Linked DNA regions of Homo sapiens: region 1 is linked to region 2. A link is a contact called in ENCODE Hi-C or POLR2A ChIA-PET data. All regions are on one chromosome and are shown on one strand. The core of a region is the stretch at or near the end of the contact, and the rest is flanking DNA. Distances in the headings are between cores, read along the strand shown. Region 1 overlaps CDH23 (cadherin related 23). Region 2 overlaps CDH23 (cadherin related 23).

What was found. A loop is a pair of places that touch in the nucleus more often than their neighbours do. ChIA-PET counts read pairs that join two places held with the same protein, here RNA polymerase II (POLR2A). Pooled maps may share reads with other maps.
Region 1: a loop to region 2 is called in a pooled map, with 2.4 times the contacts of the local background. The contact joins two enhancer-like sites. A Hi-C loop is called at or near these places in 1 of 37 single-sample maps with no recorded cell type and 2 of 50 pooled maps. POLR2A ChIA-PET finds 5 or more read pairs at or near these places in 1 of 52 experiments (WTC11).

What each region holds. Positions count from the first base shown.
Region 1 is chr10:71,546,504-71,549,284 of GRCh38, reverse strand. All of the region lies in intron 6 of CDH23 (cadherin related 23), which reads right to left. Among named protein-coding and RNA genes, the nearest start is that of CDH23-AS1, 36 kb to the right of the region's middle. RefSeq lists a silencer at 1,546-1,740. Within about 2 kb of position 1,349, at least 6 of the 41 ENCODE cell types and tissues checked have a DNase peak (open chromatin) inside an H3K27ac peak, as active enhancers do.
Region 2 is chr10:71,692,852-71,695,581 of GRCh38, reverse strand. CDH23 (cadherin related 23) reads right to left here. Exons shown (of 70, transcript NM_022124.6): 21 at 1,323-1,435; 22 at 57-164. Among named protein-coding and RNA genes, the nearest start is that of C10orf105, 26 kb to the left of the region's middle. RefSeq lists an enhancer at 1,460-1,529. Within about 2 kb of position 1,286, at least 17 of the 41 ENCODE cell types and tissues checked have a DNase peak (open chromatin) inside an H3K27ac peak, as active enhancers do.

The sequences.
Region 1 (2,781 bases), core at 100-2,599, 150 kb after region 2:
AACAATATGGAAGCCAAATCCAGTTCTTTCCAGCCCTGAATGTCCACTAATGGGACAAACTCTGTGGGCCCTGCCCAGTGACCTGCCCTCTGCTCTGGCCCAAGGAGCCCCAGCTCTTGGAGGTGAATGCCTTTTAGCTGTTGGCTGCTGTTTCAGGGGTCAGATCCTGGCTGATCAGTAGTGGGCCATATCCACATTTGGGTGTCTGGGGGCTCTGGCCCCTCCCCTGCTTACGCTCTGCCTCATTCACAATGGTGCTGAATGAACCAATTAATCACCTAACACTGTTAACTGTACTAATTACGCTTGCTCTTGAAACTTGTGGAACAATTATTTACTGTCTCTGTCTCATGAGCTATCGGTTATGGTGATTGCAGGCAGGAAGTCATTTCTCTTGAACCAAGATAGAGGCCTAGTCAGGCTCAGAGCTGGTTTTTCAAGAACTCTCTGGAAGGCTTTGCCTAAGTATGGCAAAGCCAGTGGCTTCTTCATGGGGACAGGCTTTGCAGTCTAATAAAGGAGGCAGCTCAACACTGATCTTAAATGAAGTCTTTATTATACCAAAGTTGTTCCCCTAAAAGATAAAATGACAACCACTAAGTACTACCCTGAGGACTGTACTACTTCCTTTTTCCCTCTGTCTCTGTGTGTACACAGTGCCCCCCTTGGCAAGGTTTGGCATCACACACCCAGAGACCTGCAGGGAGGCTGCACATGCACATGGGACTGTGTTTTCCTCCTGGTTCCCCAAGTTGGGGCTCTACATTACCTCTTCCCAGCCCACCTCTGATGTTGCTTCTCCTGTCCCCTAATCCCTTCCACTTGGAGGAGAGCTGGTGCCTCTGACCAAGATCTACATGAAGATAAAGAAGACGTATTCGGTGGAGGCAGCTGTCAGGCTCTGTGCACCCCTCCTGGACCTCGAGATATTCCTGTACTCTGAGGCCACTGGATTAGGAGCTCAAGTCCATATGCCATCACCCCCCTCCACCACGCACACACATACACAAAGACACTCTCCCCTCTCTGTCTCCACCCCGCATGACTGCGTGTGATGTGGCAAACACGTATTTACTCAGGCGTGCAGCAGGCCCCCGCAGGCTGTGGCCCTGTCCCCTGGGCTCCCTCCCCAATCCCAGCCCTCCCGCTGCCCCAGTGCTCATTTCTGAACGTCAGGGCAAAAAGCACTTAGAGCCAACTGCTGAGCCCAAATCTATTCCGGTGCAGAGAAATGCATTCCGTCACCACGCAGCTGACAGGCTCCAGGCAGGCTGGAGGAGCAGCGGCCAGCCTCCGACTGACCCTACCCCACGGGGCCTCTCTTCCGGCTCCTGTTCCCGGCTGGAGTCAAGCACGCCAAGTGGCTGCTTAGCCCTGGCCACAGCAGTTGAGACACTCCCATCTCCATGGAGGCCTCTCTGGGTCCCAAACAAGCCACCGTCCACTTGATGCCTCTGCAGGAGTCTCAAAGACGGCATAGATTCAGCACGCCTAAGAACAAACTCTGGAAACTGTGTCCCCGGCTCCATGAATGTCAATACATTCCCTCTGCACCCACCACTGAGCCAGAAACCAGACTCTTCCTTGCAATTCTGCCTCCAGGAGCAGTTTGCTCCTGTCCCTCCCACCCACCACCACCCCTGCGGGGACCGGCTCACTGGGCTCCACAGCCTCTCTGGCCCTGCAATGTGGACTCCCCCGTGGCGCTATGAATGCCCTGAAATACATATCTGGGCGTGTCGCCACAACCCTATTCCAGTCCTCCAGTAACTCCACAGTGGCTTCCTGTTGACCTCCAGATAAACACCACAGAAGCCCTTCCACACCTGCGCTGCCTGGCCTGCCTGGTTGCCCTTCTCGGCTTCACTGACTCCTCGCCTCCCTCCAGCCCTCTGGCCTTGCACTTCCTCAGATGAACTGGGTGTTGCGCTGCCTCCAGCCGCTGCCTGTGCCATCCGTCTGCTAGAATCCTTTCCTCATCTTCACCCCCAACTCTTGCCTATTCAGCCTTCACATCTCACCCAGGCCTGTTTCCTCCAGAGGCTTCTCTGACCCCCAGTCTGGATCGGGTCCTTGGCTGTATTTGCTCAGAGTTACCTGGCTATTCTCTGGGTCTCCAATCCCACTGACATTAGGTGACTCTCTGGTCACCATCTGACTCCCCACTAGACTGTAAGCTCCTTGGGGTGGGTCCATGCCCAAGTCTGCTCTCCACTGTGTCCCCAGGGCCCGGCCCAGTGCCCTGTATTAAACAGGTACTGAAAAACATCACTGTTGAATGAATGACACCCTGGCCACCCGTCTCTTGACCTGCCCCTCATCTGCCTATTTAATGAGATGGCTGGGAAATACCAGCTCTGAAGTCTCTCCCTCTCATTCATTCAACAAATATTCACCGAGCACTGTGTCCTAGCCCCTGCTGGGAAGTGGAGGCACACTGACAGGCACCTAGAGAGTCTGAAGGCATCTGTGAAGGCAGAGTGCCCATCTTCATGTCAGGAGGTGTGACAGGAAGGGCGATGCACCTGTGTCCTAGTTCCCAGCTCCTCCACTGCCTGAATCTGGTACCTGTGGATCTTTGCTCATGCTGTTCTGTCTGTCTGGAACATTCTTCCCCATTCATTCATTCCACTAATAATGACCGTGCACCTACTATATATCAGGCATGTTCTGTGTTCTAGGTGCAGTGGACACGCAGGCCAACTCCTATGCATGTTTCAGTCCCAACTTGTTTATCACCTCCTCTGGAAAGCCCTCCCTAATTCCCTGAACCTGGGTTGG
Region 2 (2,730 bases), core at 37-2,536:
GGCACAGACCCCTGGGAAGGGCCGCCTGGCAGTTCTGCTGCTCTGCCACCACCTACCGTGGTCACATCAGAGTCTGGAGGGGTCATCTCCACCAGGTTGATGTAGTAGGGTGCGTCCTTCCACGTGGGGTGGTTGTCATTGATGTCCAGGAGGGTGATGTTTACCTGTGAAGCCATAAGGGGCGCTGGGAGACACACCCAGCTGAGATGGGCCAGGGCAGGGCCTGCCAGGGGAAAAGTGCTCAGATGCCCACGGGCAATCTTCGCATTAATTCTGCCAGCTCCACCAACCTTGGGAGCCTTGGGCAGAGCCTGGGCTTTCGAGGGCAGGAAGGAGCCAGGCCGCTTCAGGAGAGAGAGTTCCAGTGTTGTCCCATCAGGAGGCAGTGGAATGGATGTGATAAGCCCTGAAATCCTTGCTGTGACCTGGGGCTTCCCCCATCCCTGCCTCCAGTCTTGGCTGAAGGTGACTGACAGGGTGGGGGATCTAATAGAATCCCTTGAGCCTCCCCGTCTCAGCTACAAGCCAAGCAATTTCCCTGCTCACCTGCCACCAGGTACATTATTTATAGGGCTCTGATTCCTATTAGTAGGAGCCTCCCTTGACAGAGTAGGGCACTGGGGATTTTTCCATCAAATCCCTGGCCACGCGATACCGTCTCCAGCCTCTCTGGCTGGGTAAGGATGGGGTGGCTGCTGCAGACTGGGTGAGGGCCACAGTTTTGAGGGTGAGCCAAAGAAACCGAATGGGGAACAAAGAGGGGAGGTGGCTGGAGTGACTGTCAGCTGGTCCTCCCGCTTCCTCTCCCACAGAGGGCTTCTCACTTCCCCTTTCACTTCTGCAGCCGAGAGCTCATTCGAGGCCCCCACGTTTCGTTCCTCTAGCTTTCTACTCTCTGGGGCACATTAGATGGGGGAGAACAAGCCCCCAGGGACCCTCCAGGGCCCTGCTTCCTGCTCTGAGCTGCTCTTCCTCGCAGGAATGCCTGCTTCTGCTTTGTTGACAGGCACCAAGGCAAGGAGGGGCCTATGGGGCTCATGCCTTCTGCCACCTGCCCTCCTGGATTTTTAGGGGCAGGAGAGAAAGTATTTCATTTTGCTCCTCCCAAGTGCCCCTACATTCCTGGTGGTGATGCCTTTCTTCCCCACAGCTGTGGTGGCCCCGGGGGCTGACCTCTGCTGCTGATGGGTTCATTTTCGCCCCCTTGCTCATTCTCACAAAGCCTCACACTGGCTCAGGACACGGGGGTCCAGAGGTACAAGCAGGGAGCAGCAGCCTGGCCGGCGAGGGGGAGCTGGGGCACGGGAGGGGAGCGCACTCACGGTGGCGATGCCAGTTTTCTGGTTGTGGCCCACACCCCCGTCCACTGCGCGAACGATGAGGATGTATTCAGACTTGGTCTCTCGGTCAAGCAGAGACGTGGTGGTGATTTCCCCTGCCAGAGAGAGAAGTGGGTGCGTGAGAGGGTTTGGGTGGGCCAGGGAGAGAGGGAGGGAAGAAGAGAGAGAGCGAGGGAAGGAGAGAGGGTGAGAACTTGCACGAGAAATGTTAGCAAGCTACCATGATCTGGCGGCCTGGATGTGTTCCTGAGCTGGTGCTCACAGTGGGAGACGGGAGAGCTCCTGTGCCTTGGGAGCTGGTTCCCCAGGGCTGGGCAACATAACCCCATGAGGAGGAAATATTTGCAGATGTGGGAAAATCTAGGCTGATTCTCGGGGTTAGGGGCTGGAGAACAGGGCAGGAGGGCCATTAGGCCTTAAGCTCAGTCACAGATCACCTCTTGTTTAGACTTTTGACATTATCTTACTGGCTTTCTCACCTGGAGCTAGTTACTTCAATCCTCTGTGCCTCAGTTTCCTCATAGGGTCCAAAGGGAACCATAATAGGAACTACCTCATAGGGCTATTGTGGGGTTAATTTAATTAAGATCATGGAAATCTTAGAACAGTGCCAGGCACTGTTTATTTATACAGTCACAGAAATACAATGACAGGAAATAAAAACACCGGGTGTTCACATGCGTCTAACTTGTGACTCATTACTGGACAGTTCAACCTATCCAACCTTATCGTGCATTGATAATTAATAGTTATAAAATAATTTCCTAATTACATTGTGAAGAGCATAATTACATTGCCTCGAGTTGTTTTAGTGTGCTAAATCTGAACAATTAAACAACATTTCTTGTTCGCCTGTATTTGGTCTTTCTTTGTATTTTGGTGTAACTGAAATGCAAACATCACCCTGATAGTGGCGTGCTGGTAAATGTTTGACAACTGGCTCCCCAAAATAAAAAAAAAAAAAGGCATTTGCCAATTTCCTTGGTGTAAATAGCCCCACCAGGGCCCATTTTAAGCTACCAACTTGGTGGTATTGAATATGGAGTTCACAATTGAGTGCCTCGCTAGCTCTTGGGAGCAGGGTGAGCCAGTCCCAGCAGACTTCAGCAATCACAGCAGCCAGGCCATTTACTATCTTGCATCAGCCATGGGAGAGCACCCACGTGGTGAAGATGTGAGATGTGGATTTGAATTCTGATTATGGCCCTTCCCAGACGCTTGGCCTTGGAGAATTTTAATTCTTTGAAGCTTCAGTTTTCTCATCTATAAAATGGAGATTAGTGTGACTTCCATGCAGAGCCGTTGTGAGGCTACAGTAATTCTAGGTGAGGCTCCCAACACTCAGAAAATGACTGTTTTCTTCCAATGGACCGTGAGCATTCTCCACGGG